Linked DNA regions of Homo sapiens: region 2 is linked to region 1. The links are chromatin contacts, found by Hi-C or POLR2A ChIA-PET in ENCODE. All regions are on one chromosome and are shown on one strand. The core of a region is the stretch at or near the end of the contact, and the rest is flanking DNA. Distances in the headings are between cores, read along the strand shown.

Region 1 (4,543 bases), core at 952-3,451:
TTCTGTACTAGGCTCTGAGATAACTGTTGCTCCAAATCACTTGTGATAGCTCTGTGTCTCACCCATGTGAAATTTAAAGTCGTCTCTCTGTCCAAAGAGCACTCTAGTGAGAAGATTCTAGTTTACATTTTACTCCTTGAAAACTCTGATCCTGGCACTCTCGTGTCTTCCAGTGACATGAAAGGGTTAATGTATGTTTTTCAGCACCTGTCACAATTCTGGAGCAACTCAGGCAGTCAAAAGAAGAGGGCTCAATTGATGTAGGCACAAGTGTGTGGGCATTTGGAACACTATACATAGGTTGCTCTTTTATTCTCTCTTCCCTCCTCCCAGCTTTGGCCTGGGGACATGAGTGGTGACTTAAATGAACCACAAAACATTGCTGGGAAAATCTACAGTGTGCTGAAGGAGGCAGCAAAGCATTGAGATGAACAGATTTGGGAGCTTTCTGAGCAGGGGAGAGATAGCACCTAGTATTTATGGGACAGTTAAACTCCCATGTGCTCTGGTACTATGAATCTGGAAAAGTGTCATCCAGTCATCAACCCAGGACTTCTCACTGGCATTTATCAAAGTCATGATACCTTCCAAATGCGAATGATGGGACACAGCCAGACAGTTCATCCAGAACTACATTGTTATAACTCTTGTTGCTTCCTAAATGAAAGGATATATTTCATCTGCATGGATGGACAGTTGCTTTTCTTTTCTTCTCTTTTTTCTTTTCTTTTCTCCCTTCCTTCCTTCTTTCTTTTCTTCCTTCCTTCCTTCCCTCCTTTCTTCTTTCCTCCTTCCTTCCTTTCTTCTTCCTTCTTTCCTTCCTTCCTTCATCCCTTCCTTCCTTCTTTCTTCCCTAAAGCTCCTGCATTTACTTATTACCTGAGCAACTCCTGTAGGTCTTAAGATCCCAGAGGCAAAAGTATCCTAACATAGACTTACAGAGAAACAGCCACAGAAGTAGGTTTTTATCACCAGAGTGCTGCCGAATTCAACAGGAGCATCTGTGGAAAAGTAGAACAAGGTTTATTATTTTCAGAAGACTGGAGTTTGAACCCAAGCTTGCCACTTAGCAACATTTTGGCCTTGGGCTAGTTATAATCTTTCTGAACCATGCTGTTCATACCGTACACTCACTCCCTGACCGTGATCAATCTAATCATTAATAGATACTGCTGTAATGAATTTTTATACTTTCTACAAAATATCTCACTTGTCAGAACCCACCCATATCAGTCAGTTATTGTCACAGTAATGCTGTATAAGAAATATCTCAAAAGTCAATGGCTTAAAATAAACCATCTTTTATACTAACTCATGTAATTTTGGGTCAGCTCCAGGTTGAGTAATCCAGCCTAGTCTCTGTTGAGCTTGACTCCAATTTTCAGTTTGAGTTCAGGCCTTCTCCATGTGTGTCTCATTCTCTTTGGACCATAACTAGCTATGGCATGCTGTTCTCATTGTCTTCATCTGTAACTTGGGTGCATAAATGCCTGCTCTGGTTGTTCATTCCACAAAGTCTGGGTTCTTTCTATGTGCCCAGTACTGTGCTACACACTAGAGACACAACTCTGTTCCTGGTCCCAGGGAGTGGAAAGAGAAACACTGAACATATAAGCATGGTTAGGGTCATGAAGAAAAAGTGTAGCACATGGCAGAATCAGGAAATAGGAAGTCCTTACTTATTCTGGAGAGTCTCCTCAAGGAAATACTGTTTATACTGTTTGAGCTGAGATAGGAAAAACAAGCGTTCAATTATTAGATATTGGGATATCAGGAAGATTCCAGGCCTAGGGAAGAGGGTGTGTGAAAGGCATGGCGGGGAAGACAACAGTGCATGTTATTTACAATATAGTATTGTGAGACAATTTTTAAAAACTGCATTTGGCAGAGCTGTATCAACTGCTATGGACATTTGCCAAGGACCATCAGGCCCTCTATGGAGCCATGAAAGAGACCCTAAAGAGACTTCATTCACCTAAATGCATGTGTATCCTCTAAGCTAACACTGCTTAGTGTTTGCAAGGCTTATTTCTGGATTAAAGAGGTAATCAAAGTCTGGATATAGTGGGAATAAAACTCTGATCCTTGCCTAGATTTGATATCCTGGTCAGTGGAAGGCCACATGGAGGGTATGAGTCAATGTATCAGCTGTTTTATGTGTTAGTGATGGTTTCATTTTGTAGCAAGATGGGGCTATTTTCCCCTTAAGTTCACAGTTTCTCTTGCGAGGTGTGGCAGCGCTTCCTGTTGTACAAGACAGATGTTGCCCTGGTGTTACATGAATCATCGTATCTCCCTCATTTAATTTAAAGAAAGCCAATTTTTAGTGATTGAGGTAGAAAGGAAGACCCATTTATTAGTGATGGCACCCACTGACCAATGTTCTAAGCCAGATACAACCTTCCAGCTCATGTCAATCAGGAGGAGTGCCCTGTCTGCTCAGGCACACACACAAAGTTGGGGGTAGTCTTTGTCCTCCATCTTTGTGGTTGTTAGACCCTGAGCCCAGTCTCCCAGCCCCCTTCACTGCATCTCCGTGGGTCTTTGTATTAGTGCATTCTTACATTGCTATAAAGAAATACCTGAGACTGGACAATGTATAAAGAGAAGAGATTTAATTGGCTCACAGTTCTTCAGGCTGCACAGAAAGCATGATGCTGGCATCTGCTCGGCTTCTGGGGAGGCCTCAGGAAACTTAAATTTATGGCAGAAGGCAAAGGAGGAGCAGATACAACTTACATGGCAGGAGCAGGGGCGAGAGAGAGAGAGAGAGAGATGGAGGAGGTGCCACACACTTTTAAACAACCAGATCTCATGAGAACTCACTCAGTAACCTGAGGACAGTACCAAGGGAGATGTTGCTAAACCATTCATGAAAAACCACCCCTATGAGCCAATCACCTCCCACCAAGCCCTGCTTCCAACATTGAGGGTTACAATTCAACATGAGATTTGTTGGTGACACAGATCCAAACCGTATCAGTCTTGTGGATTATTTTTCATGGCCTCCTGAGCATCGGCTTGAGAGAGGTAGAATGAGCTCATCTTTGCTCAAAGCCATGCTAGAATTACAGGCACAATTTCTGGAAATTATGCAACCAGTATTTTTTTCTAGTTCTGTGATCTCCAAGAAAAGGCTATAGGTTTCTAGTACAGGAATTGGCAAACATTTCCTTTTTTGTAAAGGTCTGATGTTTTAGGCTTTACAAGCCACTTGTGGTCACTACCACATATTCTTTGTTTGGTTATGTTACAACTCTTTAAAAATGTAAAAATATTTTTTAGTCTAGCTGTAAAGAAACTGGCTACAGGCTGGATTTGGCTCATGGGCTGCGATTTCCCATCCCAGGATCTAGGGCAAAGCTGGACCAGAGCCAGGTAGCCCAACCTGATGAGCTGCCTCTTCCCTTACACTCTTCGGCATTAATAATTGTCAAATAGATGTTTTATGTCTAACAGGGTCCATTTACATTGCAGTTTACGTAAGATAATGGGGTCATTTCTAAGACTTGTTTTTACTCTGCTTGCAAGCTAATAAGTTAGACTGCCACAGTTTCATGAGACATGGTTGAATTCACAAAACTCCTGGCTCAGAGAAGAAGAACAGATTATTCGTTGCAACAGCAGTGGACAGATTGTACAGATTACAAGCTTGTTGTGATGGTTCCTCAAGCTCTGGTTCCCACAAGGTGAGGCCCAGAGAGCCAGATGATGTCTGCCTATGTAGTGGGTTACATTACAGAAGAAAAATATTGAGTTTATTAAAAAGAATCTTTCATAATGGGCAATAAGCACATTTACCTTTTGTAGCAGTGGGACAGACTATCTCTCCCATCCCAGGCTATAGCAAATCTGTTCTTTTTTCTTGAGGAAAATACTACCTCCATCTTCCAAGGCTGTTACAAATATCCTTGAAAAGATAGTCCAGGGGGGAAAAAGGTAGTTGGAGCCTTACTTGTACTACATGTAGAAATATAAGACATCCATGGAAAATTGTCTTTCAATAGACAACTGGTATCTGCTTATATTAATGTGACAGTCCATCCATTTTGGAGAAATAAAACATCAAGTAACCCATTTCTGGTGTAAGTGATCTTTTCCTAGTGCCCTGTACTTATGATGTCATCTAAGAACAGATCTAAGATCCAATCTTAAGATTATATAGTTCCATGATAGCTAATCACTTTGATACAGGGATTTTGGCTCCAGGACAAAGAAAAGGAACAACAGCAGCTGGGCGCAGTGGCTCACACCTGTAATCCTGGCACTTTGAGAGGCCGAAGCGGGTGGATCACCTGAGGTCAGGAATTCAAGATCAGCCTGACCAACATGGAGAAACCCCATCTCTACTAAAAATACAAAATTAGCCAGGGTGGTGGTGCATCCCTGTAATCCCAGCTACCCGGGAGGCTGAGGCAGGAGAATTAATTGAACCCGGGAGGCGGAGCTCGTGGTGAGCCGAGATTGCGCCATTGCACTCCAGCCTGGGCAAAAAGAGCGAAACTCCATCTCAAAGAAAGAAAGAAAGAAAGAAAGAAAGAAA
Region 2 (4,543 bases), core at 726-3,225, 310 kb after region 1:
AAGTTCTGAGGCTGACACTTTCCCATACATTCTTCTCTTGTGCCAGGATTTATCAGGAGGTGTGGAGGTTTGTTGGGAGCAGGACAGTGTAGGCAGGAAAGGGACTGAGACTTGGCACTAGACATGCCCTTCAGAGTGGGACAGGCCAAGCTAACAGGAGAGGTTGGAGAAGGCACAGGTGCAAGGAGTTCAGCCTTCCACATAGCGATTCAGCTAAGTAGCTGGCACCAGGTGCTCCAAGTGGAATTGCAAATTATGCCAAAACATGAGCAGGGCCCACTGAAAATTGGGGGCAGGTAATTTTTGGAATTCAGGGCAGGGTGCCAGCCTCTGGCAGATTTGTTCCCCAGAAATCCAGACCCCAACACTAAACTAAGATACAGAGCTAAAGACTCCCCTGATCTTAACCTCAGATAAGGAGAGAGGTACTGATATGGACAAGAGACAGGGAAATACTGGGTAGAAGAAGGCAGTTCCCTGGCAAAGGCCCCACCCTCAAGCCTGGAAACCCATGGCCCTAAATAGAAACAGGCATTTCTCTTTTTGCACCCAAATGTTGCCTTCTGGCCCACCATGCCCCACTATCTCATACCCATATAAACCCCAAATCCCATGCTCCACAAGTAGATGAGCAGAGGCAGAAAAGTGGGCCTGGCAGAGAAGGAGAGAAAAGAAGGAATATCTGAACATCAAGAGGAGTTCATCTGGGGATGGTTGGAGAGGAGACTGGCTGCAGGACAGCCAAACTCCAGGTGAAGATCATTCTTCCTACTTCATCCCCTCTTCAGCTCCCCATCCCTCCAGCTGAGAGCCATCTCCATCTGACAACAAAGTCCCCTGCATTTGCCAACCTTCAATTCGTCCATGTGACCTAATTCGTCCTGGATACTGAACAAGGACTCAGGTACCAAGAGGGCACTGAGCTGGTTAACACTTAAGCCATCTGCAGACAGCAGAGCTAAAAGAGCACTGTAACACACCCACCTGGGCTTTGGGAGTTGCAGGCACCCACCCCTAGATGCTACCATGGAGCCTGAGCCCAAAAGTGCTTGTCCTGGCTCTTGCACCTGCCCGTCTGCATGCTCCCACTCCTATAAGGGAGGTAAGGCAGCTGAACAGACAAGCCACACCCCTGTTGCATGTTCTGTGAGGGGGGTCAGGGAACTCTCCCATTTCAGGAAAATCAAGAGCAAGACAAGATGGTTGAACCAAGGATGAGATGAGAACCAAGGTCGAAAAGTGCAACTCATGGCTGGGCGCGGTGGCTCATGCCTGTAATCCCAGCACTTTGGGAGGCCGAGGTGGGTGGATCACGAGGTCAAGAGTTCGAGACCAGACTGACCAACATGGTGAAACCCTGTCTCTACTAAAAATACAAAAATTAGCTGAGCATGGTGGTGCACGTCTGTAATCCCAGCTACTCAGGAGGCTGAGGCAGGAGAATCGCTTCAACCTGGGAGGCAGAGGTTGCAGTGAGCCGAGATGGCGCCATTGCACTCAAGCCTGGGTGACAGAGTGAAACTCCATTTTGAAGGAAAGAAAGAAAGAAGAAAGAAAGAGAAAGAAAGAAAAGAAAGAAAGAAAGAAAGAAAGGAAGAAAGAAAGAAAGAAGGAAGGAAGGAAGGAAAAAGGAAAAGAAAGAAAGAGAGAGAGAGAAAGAAAGAGAAAGAAAGAAAGAAGGAAAGAAAGAAAGAAAGAAAGAAAGAAAGAAAGAAAGAAAGAAAGAAAGAAAGAAAGAAAGAAAGAAAGAAAAGAGAGGGAGGGAGGGAGGAAGGAAGAAAGAGAGAAAGAAAGAAGGAAAAGTGCAACACTCTTCAGTGTTTCCCAGGAAGAAGTTTGGGTATAGGAGTTTTGTAATTACAGTGGGAATGTTATTCGACTAGAGAGTTGCAACCCAGGGGTGGGGGCGGAAGCCCACTGAGGACCCCTAGGCCAAATCAAGAGTGAGGGTGACTCAGGTGACACACAGGGAGCCCAGTGGTCAGCTGGTTCAACCTAATCTGGAGAATGACTCAACACCAGGATGCCACTGCTGTTGGGGGAGGAGGAGGAAGTGCTAAACCCGCTTCAATATTTCCTGTCTTAAGCCCACATTGTTCTGGGGATTGAGATCTGAAGTTGAGGGGTTGGGGGTCAGTGAATCTGGCTATAGACATTGTAGATCTGCAGATGGAGGGCATGAAACAGGCTGAAACTGCTGCAATATGTACTCACCCTGAGGGCCTGAGGACCTAGATGATCATCTTAATTTAGATTGCTCCTTGGCCCACACAGACATGATAGTGCCTGCAGACAGTGGCTCTGGCACTGGCACCCATGGTAGCAGTTGGCCTCATTGTGATGGGAAAGCCTCCAGCTCCCTCCAAGATGCAGTTAGGGTTTCTGGTCTCATTCTTGGAAGAGTTTTGTTGGATGAATTAAACTGGAATCATCTTCCTTTCCCAGGAAACTGTTGTCTCTTTTGTCTGCTCTGCCTCTGGGTGAAATCTGTAGTCCTTACTTGCTGCTATTTTCTACCATCCTAATAATAGCTCATTGTTAGGCAGACATGACGCAAATACATTTCTCACTATCTTGGGAGATTTGGGGGGGGGGTCTTACCTTCTTATTTAAGTTCTTTGTTTAATTATTTAATTCTTTTCTTTTCTTTTTTTTTTTTTTTTAGTTTGTTCTCTTTGTTTGCCCTTAGTTGGTAAAGAAGACAAGTTGTTGATGAAGGAAACTGGCAAAATATCAGTACATCTTGAGTTCTTTGGTGATCTGCCTTTTCCAGAATCTTCTGATCTGTCCCTACACCTGCACAAAAAGTGCTTCATGCAATGAAACAGTCCTTACTGGGTGTCATAAGTGAGCTTACTAAATTTGGTGTGTGCCATCAATAACCCCTCACCTTTCCATTTGGGGTAGCATCTACCATCACCTCTTTTTTTTTTTTTTTAACTATCTTGTCTTGCCCTAGAACAGGTAGGAACATCTTATATTCAACAGTTTATCTTCATAGGTGCAGAACAAAGACAGAGATAGAAGTCATCCCTCTGCTCACCTGAGACAAATGCATATTTGACTTGCATTCAGAATCAGGCACATCCACCCCTGACCCTCTGCTGGGAGCATTTTTTATTTAAGATGTTTTTGGTTCATCTCTTGAACCTCCTCTCTACCTCCATTTATCCCTGAGTCCCACTCATACCCCTCTTCTTTATTACTCCCTAGAAAGGAAGTAGAAAGGCAAAAGACTTTTGTCACTGAGTCACTGAAAGAAAGAAACTTGATAATCTGGGAATTGAGGGAAGCCAAGGAAACACATCCTCAACCCTTAAGGTGAAGCTCCCAGTAGTCACCATTCCAAGAATGTGGGACCTCAAACTCAAGCACCTTTCTTGAGATAGAGTTAATAATGAAATCTGTGATTGGGAATGCATGTGTTTCTTTGTCTATCTCAACATTTTTTCAAGACCATTTTTGTAGCCATCCACAGCTGTTTTGCAGGTACAAAGAAAGGGGTCCTACTTCCCAGGCTATGGCTGTGAAAAGAAGATAAAATTTCAGGACCCCAAACTCACTATGCCAAAGGGGAAAAAAAAAGCTTGAGTCACCCAAAACTGCCTTTCATTTTGTTCCTAAATAGATAGCTACAAAGGTAGAAGGTTACAGGCCTCCCCAGGGGCCCTCCCTCACAATTCACTCACAAGAAAATTCTCTGTGCACCCCAAGATCTTTACCCTAAAACAGAGTTCTGTTGAATTTCACCCTGATAATGTAAATCAACAGCTTATCTTCATAGGTACAGAACAAAGACAGGATTAGAAGTCATCCCTCTGCTCACCTGAGACAAATACATATTTGAATGCTTCCTTTACTCTATGTTTACTTTATTTTACCTAAAAATGCAGATTCATTGAGCTGGAGCCAATGCATAGTTGACTATTCCTCTGTCCCCTCTTTTCACATTTAAAATGTGGATTCAGTGAACACGGATCTAGCTTCAAAAGAATGCCATTGCTTGCCTCTTTTATGTATTCTTCCCTTTTTATTTTTTCTTTCCTCTTTCCCCAACTGCTTACTCTTTCCCCTTTAAACGTTGAAGACCCCAAACCCTCTTTGGAAAAAGCACAAATCACAGGTGTTCCTTTTTCCTGGGTGCGTCCTCAACCTTGGCAGAATAAATCTCTAGATTGATTGAGTCACCTCAGCCATTTTCTTTGGTTTCACATGGCCAAAGCCTACCTTCCCTCTGTGGCCTTCCTTTGGTCATTAAGGATATTCTTTCTGCCATCAGGTAGGCAGGTGGTGCTACCTCAACCAGTGCCCATCTTCACATGGGCACCTCTGCACCTTACTCTGAGATGTGGTTGCCACTAAGCAAATAGGTATCCATTTGACTTTCAACTCTTTTTTTTAAATTAACATTGGCATTTTTAATTTGCTTTTTTCATTGACAAATAAAAAACAATATACATGTATGGGGTACAACATATATACATTATAGAACGGGGAAATGAAGCTAATTAACATACATTTTACCTCACACACATCATTTCCT

The links. Hi-C counts contacts between places; a loop is a spot of excess contacts on that map. ChIA-PET counts read pairs that join two places held with the same protein, here RNA polymerase II (POLR2A).
Region 2: a loop to region 1 is called in a map of natural killer cell, with 4 times the contacts of the local background. The contact joins two enhancer-like sites. A Hi-C loop is called at or near these places in 1 of 168 maps with a recorded cell type or tissue (natural killer cell). POLR2A ChIA-PET finds 5 or more read pairs at or near these places in 3 of 52 experiments (H1, OCI-LY7 and activated CD4-positive, alpha-beta T cell).

Annotation. Positions count from the first base shown.
Region 1 is chr1:221,519,675-221,524,217 of GRCh38, forward strand. No RefSeq gene overlaps it. Among named protein-coding and RNA genes, the nearest start is that of LINC02817, 190 kb to the left of the region's middle. Within about 2 kb of position 2,202, at least 2 of the 41 ENCODE cell types and tissues checked have a DNase peak (open chromatin) inside an H3K27ac peak, as active enhancers do; they include natural killer cell, where a contact is called at or near this core.
Region 2 is chr1:221,824,961-221,829,503 of GRCh38, forward strand. LINC01655 (long intergenic non-protein coding RNA 1655) reads right to left here. Exons shown (of 4, transcript NR_125989.1): 4 at 2,706-2,796. Among named protein-coding and RNA genes, the nearest start is that of LINC01655, 13 kb to the right of the region's middle. Within about 2 kb of position 1,976, at least 8 of the 41 ENCODE cell types and tissues checked have a DNase peak (open chromatin) inside an H3K27ac peak, as active enhancers do; they include natural killer cell, where a contact is called at or near this core.